Regions from separate parts of the Homo sapiens genome. Here region 1 is linked to region 2. Evidence: chromatin contacts called from ENCODE Hi-C or POLR2A ChIA-PET data. All regions are on one chromosome and are shown on one strand. Each heading gives the region's core, a stretch centred on a gene start or an enhancer-like site at or near the end of the contact. The rest is flanking DNA. Distances are from core to core; before and after follow the strand shown.

Region 1 (6,481 bases), core at 1,604-4,103, 200 kb after region 2:
TTTCATCACTTTACAAAACTGATAACAATAATATCATTTCTAGAAACGTGAATTTACAGTATGAAATGGTAAACATTTTTTTTTTTTGAGACGGAGTCTCACTCTGTCGCCCAGGCTGGAGTGCAGTGGTGCAGCCTTGGCTCACTGCAAGCTCCACCTCCAGTGAGCCATTCCCCTGCCTCAGCCTCCCCCAGCAGCTGGGACTACAGGTGCATGCCATCACGCCCGACTAATTTTTTGTATTTTTAGTAGAAATGGGGTTTCACCGTGTTAGGCAGATGGTCTTGATCTCCTGACCTCGTGATCCACCCGCCTCGGCCTCCCAAAGTGCTGGGATTACTGGCTTGAGCCACCGCGCCCGGCTGGTAAACATCTTTTTATAGCTAATGGGCACTTTTAGGCTAACTGAGCAGTGAACACTATTAAATATATGAGAAGCTTTTTAAACCACCTTCCACTTAATTCATAACTACTTGTCAGGTTGAGACTTTCTTTTCTCTGTTAACCATGCCAATTTTTGCTCAGAGCATGCTGAAAAAGCTACTAGATTACTGTCACATATACCAGGCATGGCTCTGTTAACCTGTTTAGTTGTATTATTGCTGAAAAGTTATTTATTCCAGCTATTCTTGATATTTTAATTATATATTTTTATTATTATAAGAAACCAATGACATACTCATATGAAAAAATATCTCTGTGAAATAAAGCAAAATGTTTTGGAAAAGGGATGCAGGTAAGTCATTTCAAAATTGCTGTTGTTAATGCGGGAGAGGATTTGGAAAAATAGGAACGCTTTTATACTGTTGGTGGGAGTGTAAATTAGTTCAACCATTGTGGAAGACACTGTGGCGATTCCTCAAGGATCTAGAACCAGAAATACCATTTGACCCAGCAATCCCATTACTGGATATATACCCAAAGGATTATAAATCATGCTGCTATAAAGACACATGCACACGTATGTTTATTGCAGCACTGTTCACAATAGCAAAGACTTGGAACCAAACCAAATGCCCATCAATGATAGACTGGATAAAGAAAATGTGGCACGTGGCCAGGCATGGCGGCTCATGCCTGTAATCCCAGCACTTTGGGAGGCCGAGGCGGGTGGATCACCTGAGGTCAGGAGTTCAAGACCAGCCTGGCCAACATGGTGAAACCCCATCTCTACTAAAAATACCAAAAATTAGCTGGGTGTAGTGGCAGGCACCTGTAATCCCAGCTACTCAGGAGGCTGAGACAGGAGAATCGCTTGAATCCAGGAGGCAGAGGTTGCAGTGAGCCGAGGTCATGCCATTGCACTCCACCCTGGGCAACAAGAGAGAAACTCTGTCTCAAAAACGAAAAAAAAAAAAAAAGAAAATGTGTAACATATACACCATGGAATACTATGCAGCCATAAAAAAGGATGAGTTCATGTCCTTTGCAGGGACATGGATGAAGCTGGAAACCATCATTCTCAGCAAACTAACACAGGAACAGAAAACCAAACACCGCATGTTCTCACTCATAAGTGGGAGCTGAACCGTGAGAACACATGGACACAGGGAGGGGAACATCACACACGGCCTGTCGGGGGATCAGGGGCTAGGAAAGGGATAGCATTAGGAGAAATACCTAATGTAGATGATGGGTTGATGGGTGCAGCAAACCACCATGGCACATGTATACCTATGTAACAAACCTGCACGTTCTGCACGTGTATCCCAGAACTTAAAGTATAATTTTAAAAAAAGTAAATCCAAAAAAAAATTGCTGCTGTTGAATTAGGTTAACAGTTACTGAATATTGGGAGACTTTTTGAAACCTCACAGTTTGAAATTGGCATTGTATTTCAAATGTCTGCATACTGACTAGCCCCACTTTCACACAACCAGAGCTGAAAAGGATGTGAAAAAGACAATACTGAACCTAAGTCATCAGATTATATGGTGATCTTTGGATCTCGTCTAAATGAAAAACCAGCAAAGCAGCTTCAAAGCAGCAAAACACTCTCTATATACTTTCTTTATTCTTTAAGAAATATTTTAGTTAATCACCTAGCAGACTTGAGTGTCACATAAAGGGGCTTCTTCTATAGTTTCTCATAAATAATTTGCTGATTCTGGGAACTCTAAAAGGTAAATATTTTATGTAGCATGTGTATATTGTAAATTATTTATAAAAATGTTTTAAAAGACCTAATCCTGAAATAGTAAATAACTAAAAATTTACAAATACTATTCTCAAATAGTAAATAAGTATATATGAGCTTTCAAGTTAGAACTAAAATTTCCATGATGTGATATCTATTTTAAGATTTGTTTATCAAGGAATATTGTAATTTGGGAGGATTTTTTAAAAGCAGATTTTATTTTTTCTGCCCTTCACAAAAACTAAATCTGAGCCTTGGGAAATCAGGGCAGCTGCATCATGATGTGACTTGCCTGGGGTTTGGTATTTTGCTGAGATACCTGCCAGTTGGAATTAGAACCCTATGGGTATAACTAGGGTAGACTTAATTATTGGCTTACTGTATTTAAATCAAAATGAAAAGCTCATACAAAATTTTGTACCCGTACTCTGAAAAAATGTGGAACTGTTTTTGGACTAAAATTTTATAGCTTTTGTGGCTAATGAGGCATGAAATAAATTGGCAAGCTCAAACTGTTCGGAGTACAGTGGTACAGTGTGCATTTTCTAATTCCCAGCCCTTGGGATTCCAGCAAAGGTCACAAATTAAACAAAGTCAGGATTAATCAAGACTATAATCAAATAAAACTCAATCATTAATCCTCTTCTGACTTACAATAGAGTGATTGTGTAATTGTGTGAGAAGCACTGGAGAGGGCTCTTTTGTAGTGCGTAGGAAAATCAACATTAAGGTGTCAGACAGAAAAGTGAAACCCTGCAGGTGAAGCTGTCTCTGGAGCCAAGAGAAACTGGCAATTTATGCAGAGTTGCAAGTGAAGCTTTGGAGCATTGAAAGGCTGTTGGCACTGAGCTGCAGAGCGTGTGGGTCTCTCGGTGAGGCCTCCACAGAGATCAGTTTACGGGCTGCAGCAGGCCGTTTGCTGAGAAGCTCAGTGTTTGGGTGCAGCAGCTCCAAGCAACAGTCTCTCCAAGTTAACTGCCAGAAATTTACTGTGTAATTCTCAGCTCTTTGTAATTTTGAAGAAGAGGTTATGGAAAAGCATTTCCTCTGTGGGAGTAATTATGTGTCAGAAAATGCCATTCCTCAATAAAGGGGGAAGGTTCACAAAGCACAGAACTTTGTCCTATTTATTCCATGTTCCTGACTTCTGAACTGATGCTTGCTTTCTGCTATTTTATGTTCTATAGTGATACTTTCTTCATTTTTCATCCCTTCATCTCAAGTCAGCGTCAGTTTTATTGCTTTAAAAGTCAACAGTGATACTATCCAGTTCTGCTAAGAGTGAAACTTTAAGAATAAAATTTGATTTTAATTCATCCCTTATTATATGTGAGTATATTTTTTATATTCGCTTTAAGGATAGTATTTACCTCTGTTTGTTAGCTTTCTGCTTTCCTTCGTATACCAAATAGAAAAATTCTCATTCACTCACCCCCAAAGCATGTGCCTGTTATCACATGATTCAGTTTGAGTTTCTATATTACACAATTTCTGTTTCTTACATTGCTTTTTCCTATTTATGTACTAAGCTCTCTGTATATGCAGGATACTGTTAGGTATGATATGAGATATTTATTATTTTCTTTCAAGTAAATAAACAACCATTATCCATGCATAGCTGGTCAGTCCCATAAATTTTAGTACTAAAATATCACTTGGATTATTTTATTAGCAAGACTTTATTGTAATGATGTATTTCAGATTTTGTCTTTCCATTTAGGCTCATATATGTTACATTTTGGTATCATTATTGAAACAAATTCATGAATTGAGTTCATCATTAGAAAATGAAAGCCTCAGAATTTTGGTAATTGTTTTGGACCATCACAAAAATGTGCTTGGCATATTTAAATTCTGTATTTTTTTCCCTTACCTGTAATAACTTTTCAAAGTACCTAAAGCTATGATAGAAATGGAATAGCATATAGAATACTTGTGTGTGTGTTTGTATGCAGGGGGGCGGCTTCTTATTTTTACCTTTTTTCTGATTTTATATATACAATGTTAGATATATTGTTCTGCAATTTATATTTCAGTGGAAGAATATTCATGGTTATTTTTTAAAGTCAGCATAAAGATCTGTTGCATTCTGTTTAACAAGTGCTTTGTGTTCCAGTGTATAGATACTGCATTATTTATTTCATCCTTTCTTGGTTGAAGATTGTTTAGGTTATTTCCAGTTGTGTAATATTGCAGATAATACTGTAAAGAAAATCATTATACTTGCATCTTTTCACATATGTAAGCATATTTTTCTAGGATAGATAATGGAGTTGCTGGGTCAAAACATAATGGCGTATTTTATTTTGAAAACTGTTGCTCAAGCACTCTTATAAAAGGCTCTACCCCACATGTGCTCTCACCCAAATGTGTATGAAAGTGTGCATCTCCTTAATTGTTAGGTGTAGTGGATACTATCCATCTTTTACATTTTTGCTGACTTTTATATTTGAGATATCTTTCTACACCATTACTCACCCTTTTCTTTCCAGCAGAGTAGTATTCCATAGTATTATATTTAATTAGTCCTCCATTAATGAACATTTAAGTTACTTCTAACAGTTTGCCATTACATTCAATGCTACAGAATTTTAACAAATTTGTAATGCAGAATTTTCATAAGTATAAGAATAACCTTATTACAAAAGTCATTTCACATGTATGCAAGTATATCTGCAGGATAAATTCCAAAATGTAACAAAGGGAGTATGTATTTGTAATTCTAGTTGATAGTGTTTTTTTGGTTTTTGTTGTTTTTTTGAGACGGAATCTCACTCTGTCGCCCAGGCTGGAGTGCAGTGGCACGATCTGGGCTCACTGCAAGCTCTGCCTCCCGGGTTCACGTCATTCTCCTGCCTCAGCCTCCCGAGTAGCTGGGACTACAGGCGCCCGCCACCACGCCCAGCTAATTTTTTGTATTTTTAGTAGAGACGGGGTTTCACCGTGTTAGCCAGGATGGTCTTGATCTCCTGACCTCGTGATCCGCCTGCCTCAGCTTCCCAAAGTACTGGGATTACAGGCATGAGCCACCACTCCCAGCCTCTAGTTGATAGTGTTAAATGGAAAAGGAAGATGTAAAACAGTATGCTACCATTTGTTTACAAGGGGAAGGGTATAAGAATATCCATGTGCAGGCACACATGGTAACATGGCGAGTGCGGGGGAAAATGAGGTTTCAAGTTAGAACTAAAATTAAGGGTACACTGTGACTTAGGTCACAACAGGACATAAACATTTAATTTACTCTGAGCCTCAGTTTCCACATGTATGTAAATGAAGCTAGTAAATGCCTGTTTGATAGTATTATGAGAATTAAATGCAAAATTGTATGTGAAATTATGTGACACTGTGGCCAGCATATGATACGTGTGTGTGTGTGTGTGTATATTTTGCTCTATATTGTGCCATATGTGGCACAGATATTTCTTGTAAAGGTAGCAATTGCCTGTTGTATTCATACAATGCGGAGCCTACTTGTCAATGATGCTTTTATTTAATCAATTATACATAGAGTTGTCAGCATGGAAAATGCAGCTTCTGTTTTGAATTATGTTTTACTTCTGAGTATAATTTAAAGGCAAAATGGCTTCACTCCTAGAAACTCGAGACCTCTAAAGCTTGTTCTCTTCCTGATGAATGTTCTCTTTGGGCACTTCAAATAGAGTATCTTACTCATGGCTTTAGGTGATATACTGGGAAAGCATGCAGTTGCTTTAGAAGCCTTTATAAATAATACTTGAGTGTTCAATATAAAACCAATGTTTGGCTTTCGTAACCATTTCCTACATCTCTTCTATAAGTTTATTGAATTCACAGTACACATCTACACTGTGAGAAGCATTTATCTCCTTTTGTGCTAATAAAATTAAGCAAAAGACAAAGTTACTCCCAAGTTCATAGCATATTCCTTGAAAGGAATGATTATAAGAACAAACGGGGATCAATGCATTACATCTTTAGAATACAGGAAGGAGTTTTTACTACTTCATTTTAAAAATAAGGAAATAGAGATGAAAAGCTTTCCATCTTTCCATACCACGTTCGGCAGTGGTAATATGTTTTATACCCACTAATCAAGGCATCCTCTGTGTTTTGATGCTTTGATAAGTAGTCATCTGCTTTTAAGTTTGTGATAGTAGATTGAATAAGTGTCCTCGTGCTCACGCAGGATTATATACTTATTATATACTTAGGCAAATTTGTCTTTTTGAACCAAGTTTTATCACTTAAAATGAGCATAATAATAACTAATTCATAAGAATGCTGTAAACATAAAATGAGTATTACTAACTGAGAATGTACAGTAGATAGTAGGCTCTCACTACATGCTGGTTTTCCTTCTTC
Region 2 (6,421 bases), core at 608-3,107:
GCTAAGCACATTTCACGCTTTATTTTACTGAATCCATAAACAGTACAGTGGCATTCGTATAATTTCTCCTTATTACTAATTAGGAAACTGATTAGGAAAGTAATTATTCAGGGACACATAGCTAGCTTAGTTCTGATAGGTGAATGTCTGCAAAGCCTTGTGCTCCTAAGCTTTGTATTATATTTGCTTCCCCTTTATAATGTCTTCCCTTCTCAGTCTTTAAGGAAAATTTGTGCTTCTAAACTCTGCTTTTCTTTTCTTTTTTTCTTTTTCTTTATTTTTTTGAGACAGAGTCTTTCTCTGTCGCCAGGCTGGAGTGCAGTGGCGAGATCTCGGCTCACTGCAACCTCTGACTCCCTGGTTCAAGCGATTCTCCTGCCTCAGCCTCCTGAGTAGCTGGGATTACAGGCATGCGCCACCATGCCCAGCTGATTTTTGTATTTTTAGTAGAGATGGGTTTCACTATGTTGGCCAGGATGGTCTTGATCTCCTGACCTTGTGATCCACCCGCCTCGGCCTTCCAAAGTGCAATGATTACAGGCGTGAGCCACTGCACCCGGCCTAAACCCTGCTTTTCATTTAAAATATTTTCTTTTCTTTCTTAGTCTTTAAGGTCAATATAGCATTATTTGAAGCTTACTTAATAATGCAGATGATGACGAAACAGATTTTTATATTTATTTTTGACCACGTGATTGGAGGTAGCTGGAAATTTGAATAATCTTAGTCATAGTTCTTTAGCTGAGAAAATGGTAACACTTTGAACATCCCCCAAAATATTCATTCATACAACAAATGTGTTTTTGTTACAATCAGTGTGTTAGGGAATGGAATAGTGTTAATGGGTTGTTTTTATTGGTGAAGGGATATCATAAAAGACTCCACGTTGTTACAGTGTGTGCTAACTCTTGGGTACATACTATTTTGCAGGATGAATATAGCCACCGTTTAAAATTATCTTCCACTGATGTTTTTAGTATCCTCAGGTACTTTGTATACAATAAGCATACAGAAATATTTGTTGAATGAATGAATAACTATATCTCTAAAAAGAGATTTTATGCATATGAGAAAAATACTTAATCTTTTTTGAAACAGAAGGCTAAATTGGAAATTTATTTTTGGTGTTCCTCAAAGGTCTAATTTTAATTAATGTGAAATTTATTTCTTCATGGGAAATTGTTCTCAAAAGCTTTATCCCTTATACCTAAGATTATTACAATTACAATACTTTAGATACATTCAAGTTTTTGAAAATGAAAAGATAACTTTTTGTTTCATCAGTGACACCGAAATTACTGACTTGTCAAATGTATACTTCCAATAATTAGTATCTTTTTTAGTTCCTTGTTAGGTGGTAGACATAATTTAAAAGGAGATGTAATTTCTGTTTACATGGCTTCCATTTAGGGTAAAAAACTATTTTTAAAATTCTTAGAAAACAGGAATGTAAAGAAGGTGTTAGAAAGAAAATACTTTCAATGTTAAGAGAGAAATTAATCAATACACATAACATCAAATTATAGGATTTTACAAAACCATGTTATGTATAACATTAAAAGTGGCTTTTTAAGATAAGAATTTTATGCAAACTTTTGAGAATGAAAAAGATAACAGTGAAAAATTAGCACAACAGCAGCAGATTTTGAATTTTAAATAGTACTAGGAGGTTTCTAAAACCTTTTTTGTTATATCTGCACTCATCCTGCATTTGATCCATCATGTTCTGAAGAGGTCTCACCTAGAAAAATGAAAACCATTTCATCAGTACAGTGGTGTTCAGTTGCTTACTGCTGTCTCATAGTCATCTAATTGAATTGGAATTTCCTTTCCCTCCATTCCCTTTCTAAGAGGTTTCAAAGAATATTTAGAAGACACAATAAATGAAAACTGGACATTTCCCTATTGGTTGAATAAGTTTAGTGGTTTTTTTTGGCTCAGGGTTGGGGAGATCCAAGGTTATGTCATGCAAAAAGATGAATATGACCTATCACACAGTTCGTGCTGCATTTAGTTTCATATTTTGTGACTCAGATCTGTGAAAGATACAGATAAGAGGTGTTTGTTTTATTTCTTTTTTCCTTAAAGTGTTTTACTTCTTTTCTAGATTGGCCAGGTGAAACAGGAGCTGTCCAGAAAGGACACAGAACTACTCGCCCTGCAGACAAAGCTAGAAACACTCACAAACCAGTTCTCAGATAGTAAACAGCACATTGAAGTGTTGAAGGAGTCCTTGACTGCTAAGGAGCAGAGGGCTGCCATCCTGCAGACTGAGGTAGAAACAATTCTGGGATTTGTGGGGAGTTGGTTTCTTGGCACCTTTTCATAAGCGTTACCTGTGCTGTTTTTGTTATGTTTAGAATTGGGAAATATGAGTAATGTTATGATTAATTCTTCAGCAGCGTGATCAGTCACTGTGCTAAAATGTAACCATCTTATTTCAGTTGTTCTTAGATCTAACAAGTTAAAACAGGTGCAGTTTATGTTTTTAATTCTTTAAACTTTTGCCAAGTCTGTACTTCAAAGTATACTCTGACAGTATTAAAAATAAAAGGATAATTGTAAAAGAGAAATCATTGATTTAGAAGCTTCAGTTCAACCCCTGGTGAATTTTCTAGTCATGAATGACAATGAGCTTGGTTACACTGTGTTTGGAGTACATTTAAGTGTCTTTAAGTTGTGATATTATGAATAACTGTATATAGGAAACTGGAATCTGTTAAAGTTCTAGATAGTCTAATTTTAAACCACAGATTATTAGACAATGTGTCTTCATATCCTGTTTGAAAATAAAGTTAGTGTTTTTAGAATTTTTTTTTTTTTTTTGAGATGGCCTCTCGCTCTGTTGCCCAGGCTGGAGTGCAGTGGTGTGATCTTGGCTTGGCGTGATCTTGGCTCACCACTACCTCCGCCTCCTGGATTCAGGTGATTCTCCTGCCTCAGCCTCCTGAGTAGCTGGGATTATAGGCGCATGCCACCAAGCCTGGCTAATTTTTGTATTTTTAGTGGAGATGGGGTTTCACCATATTGGCCAGGCTGGTCTCGAACTCCTGACCTCTTGATCCGCCCGCCTCTGCCTCCCAAAGTGCTGGGATTACAGGCATGAGCCACCATGCCCGGGCAGTGTTTTTCAAAATCTTGGAAGATGATCTAGACTATTGGCTATGACTTCAGTTAGGTATCCACCATCTTCAGATAGGTATATGACTTCAGATAGATATTTAGTGTATTTGCTAAATAATCCCAGATCGATTCTTATCTATCTTACTTTCAATGATCGAAGAGAAAGAGTTGATGATACCATGTGGATTTACTGTCTTAATATAAATATTTTTTAAAGGTTGCAGTGAAATAGATAATTTAAGAATAGATAAGTAGTTTTGCTTTATAGAAGAAACATAAAGCATATGATGTAGATTAGCTTTTTTTCTTTAAAGAAAAATAAGAACATAATTTGGTGGAAAAAAGGAATGAGGAGGAAAAGAAAGAATAAAAACCTCATAGTCTTAGAAGACAAGAATCTTCCAATAAGGAAGAATGAAGAAGGAACCTAAACTGTTTCATGTAATATTTTTATCTGTACAATTTGGGGCTTTGTTAAAAATGGGAGATTTTAGCTGACATGTTTGTCATTTTTCTTATAACTTACACTTTTTCTATTTTAGTTATGTTTCATTTTGTTATGATGTCAGCTCCATTCTACCTCACAGAGATATTTGGGTATAAAATCATGAGATGCAGTAGTGGCTAAGGCTTTGGCTCTAGAGTCATGTTTACTGAGTTTGGACTTCCATCTTTACCACTTACTATGAGTCGCGTGATCCTGGGAACGTATTCAACTTCCTTACACTTCACTTTTCACGTCTGTAAGGTGAAGAGAATAGTAGTGCTTAACTCATAAGTTTGTTGTTAGAATTAAACTCGTTTATTTACTGCCAGTGTCTGGCACATAGTAAAGTCTTTGTACATTCGTCATTGTTATCATTTTATAATTCTTCTAATAAAATCAACTAATGCATATACTGTTGAGATGTTAAGAGAACATAGTATTTAGATGATCTGCATTTTCTTACTTTTATTAAGCTAAACTTAGGTTTATTCAGGGAATTATAAATATGAAATCATCTAGATAATGTTACCTGCAAAGTTATTCATTTATAGCTTTATTTTAAAAATTTTTTGTGGGTGCATAGTAGGTATATATATTTATGGGGTATGTGAGATATTTAATACAGGCATACAATGTGAAAATAAATTATGGAGAATGGCGGTATCCATCCCCTCAATCGTGTATCCTTTGAGTTACAAACAATCCAATTACACTCTTTAAGTTATTTTAAAATGTAATAGCTTTATTAATCGTTTTTCACTTCAGTAGCTTGAGTGCATGCAATACAGCAAAAGGGTCAGAAGAGGGTGCCAGTGTTCTAGAGGTCAGCCGCACTTCCAAGTTTGCTACTGTAATAGCTTTGGATGGAGGTGGCAGGTGTACAAACCAGAGAACCAAGCAGTTGGTTAATGATAATGCAAACATTTAAAAGCTTGTCACAGTCTAATAAATGACTTTTCCCCCTTGGCAATCCATGCTTCTCTTTGTACCCCCCTCAAATAATATTCTTATTAGCCAGGTCTCACCCAGATGGGCTTGTGATTGGTTTCTTGTACCATAGAGAATAGATTGTATTTATTGTCATTCATGAATGGTTTTTAGTTTTTAGCCATTGCAGGAGTAGCTGAGTCTCAGTGATTATTTCTGTAAGTTACTAGGGCCACTGCGCAAATAGAACCATCTCATCATAAAAGATAAAAGAATGAAAGCTAACTTTCTTTGGAATTTGGGATGATTTTAAGAATGTAATATGTCTATTTATTAGCATTGCTTAAAAAATTACTCTGGTGGCACTTGACAAGAGTCACCTTTTCCAATGTAACTTGCCAGTGTTAGAGCCCAGTAAAAGGCAGTTTATACCAGCTCTTTGAAAGTTTTCATGTGTTTCTATAATTTGCTCTTAGTTGATTTCATCTTTTCTGCAGCTATCCCAGACTTCGATCTAACACTCGGATTACTAAATTAAGTATATATGAAAAAAGAACATGGAGCATGGAGTTTTTCTTTCATTTTTATTTTTAGAGATAGAATCTTACTCTGTCACCCAAGCTGGAGTGCAGTGGCATGATTATATTAATAGCTCATTGCAGCCTGGAACTCCTGGGATCAAACGCTTCTCCTGCCTCAGCCTCCTGAGTAGCCAAGACTTATAGGCATGTGCCACCACACCTGGCTAATTTTTAAAACTTTTTGCAGAGACAGAGTCTCACTGTGTTGCCTAGGCTGGTCTGGGACTCCTGAGCTCAAGCAATCCTCCTGCCTCTGCCTCCCAAAGTGCTCGGATTACAGGCGTGAGCCACTGTGCCTAGCCTGGAGTTTAAAAAATTTTAAAAATCCTTTAAGGAAAACAGTTACATGTGAAAAGATCTGTTTGTTTTTTGTTTTGTTTTGTTTTTTTTGTTTTTTTTTTCCCTATTCAGGGTACATGGACTAAGGCCCTCTGGTGTTATACAAGGTACAGTATATATGGAATCGCTCCCGTTTTGTAACCATCTCTTTTAATCTGATGACTTTCACAGAGGTGGTCTGGATTTAGTAATATAGTGGTTAAAAGCATGGTCTTTGGTGTCAGACATAGGCTTGAAAACCAGCCCTCTACCTTTACTAGTTGTGTGACCTTAGAGGAGTTACTTTACTTCTTCTTTGTGTGTGTGTGTGTGTGTGTGTGTGTGTGTGTGTGTGTGTGTGTGTGTGTGTGTGTGAGATGGAGTTTTGCTCTTGTTGCCCAGGCTGGAGTGCAATAGCACAATCTTGGCTCACCACAACCTCGCCTCCTGGGTTCAAGCGATTCTCCTGCCACAGCCTCCCGAGTAGCTGGGATTATAGGCATGTGCCACCACACCTGGCTAATTCTGTATTTTTAGTAGAGATGGGGTTTCTCCCTGTTGGTCAGGCTGGTCTCGAACTCCCGACCTCAGGTGATCTGTCCTCCTCAGCCACCCAAAGTGCTGGGATTACAGGTGTGAGCCACCGCATCCATTCAGGAGTTACTTTACTTCTTTAAGCCTCCATTTCCTCATCTATAAAATGAGGATAATGATAATAACAACTTCCTAAGGTTTTTATGACTAGGTGTTTAATTCTGTTCTCATCTGAATATGGAGGGACATTTTTTTATTAATTTATTATTTTTTTTTTGCGACAAGGTTTCACTTTGTCATTCAGGCTGTAGTGCAGTGCCTTGATCATAGCTCACTGTAACCTTGAACTTCTGGGCTCAGGTGATCCTCCCACTTCAGCATCTTGAGTAGCTAGGACTACAGATGCAGGCCACCTCTCCTGGCTGATTTTTTAATTTGTATTTTTTGTAGA

Evidence for each region. Hi-C counts contacts between places; a loop is a spot of excess contacts on that map. ChIA-PET counts read pairs that join two places held with the same protein, here RNA polymerase II (POLR2A). Pooled maps may share reads with other maps.
Region 1: a map of OCI-LY7 shows a loop between it and region 2 (4-fold over the local background). The contact joins two enhancer-like sites. A Hi-C loop is called at or near these places in 2 of 168 maps with a recorded cell type or tissue (OCI-LY7 and PC-3) and 6 of 50 pooled maps. POLR2A ChIA-PET finds 5 or more read pairs at or near these places in 1 of 52 experiments (activated T-cell).

The regions. Positions count from the first base shown.
Region 1 is chr12:1,315,823-1,322,303 of GRCh38, forward strand. The region is part of intron 15 of ERC1 (ELKS/RAB6-interacting/CAST family member 1); the gene reads left to right. Among named protein-coding and RNA genes, the nearest start is that of LINC00942, 180 kb to the right of the region's middle. Within about 2 kb of position 2,854, at least 10 of the 41 ENCODE cell types and tissues checked have a DNase peak (open chromatin) inside an H3K27ac peak, as active enhancers do.
Region 2 is chr12:1,113,759-1,120,179 of GRCh38, forward strand. ERC1 (ELKS/RAB6-interacting/CAST family member 1) reads left to right here. Exons shown (of 19, transcript NM_178040.4): 7 at 2,108-2,275. It overlaps LOC124902857 (a long non-coding RNA gene), which reads right to left. Exons shown (of 3, transcript XR_007063157.1): 2 at 3,808-3,864; 3 at 1,656-1,741. Among named protein-coding and RNA genes, the nearest start is that of ERC1, 130 kb to the left of the region's middle. RefSeq lists an enhancer at 1,642-2,841. Within about 2 kb of position 1,858, at least 6 of the 41 ENCODE cell types and tissues checked have a DNase peak (open chromatin) inside an H3K27ac peak, as active enhancers do.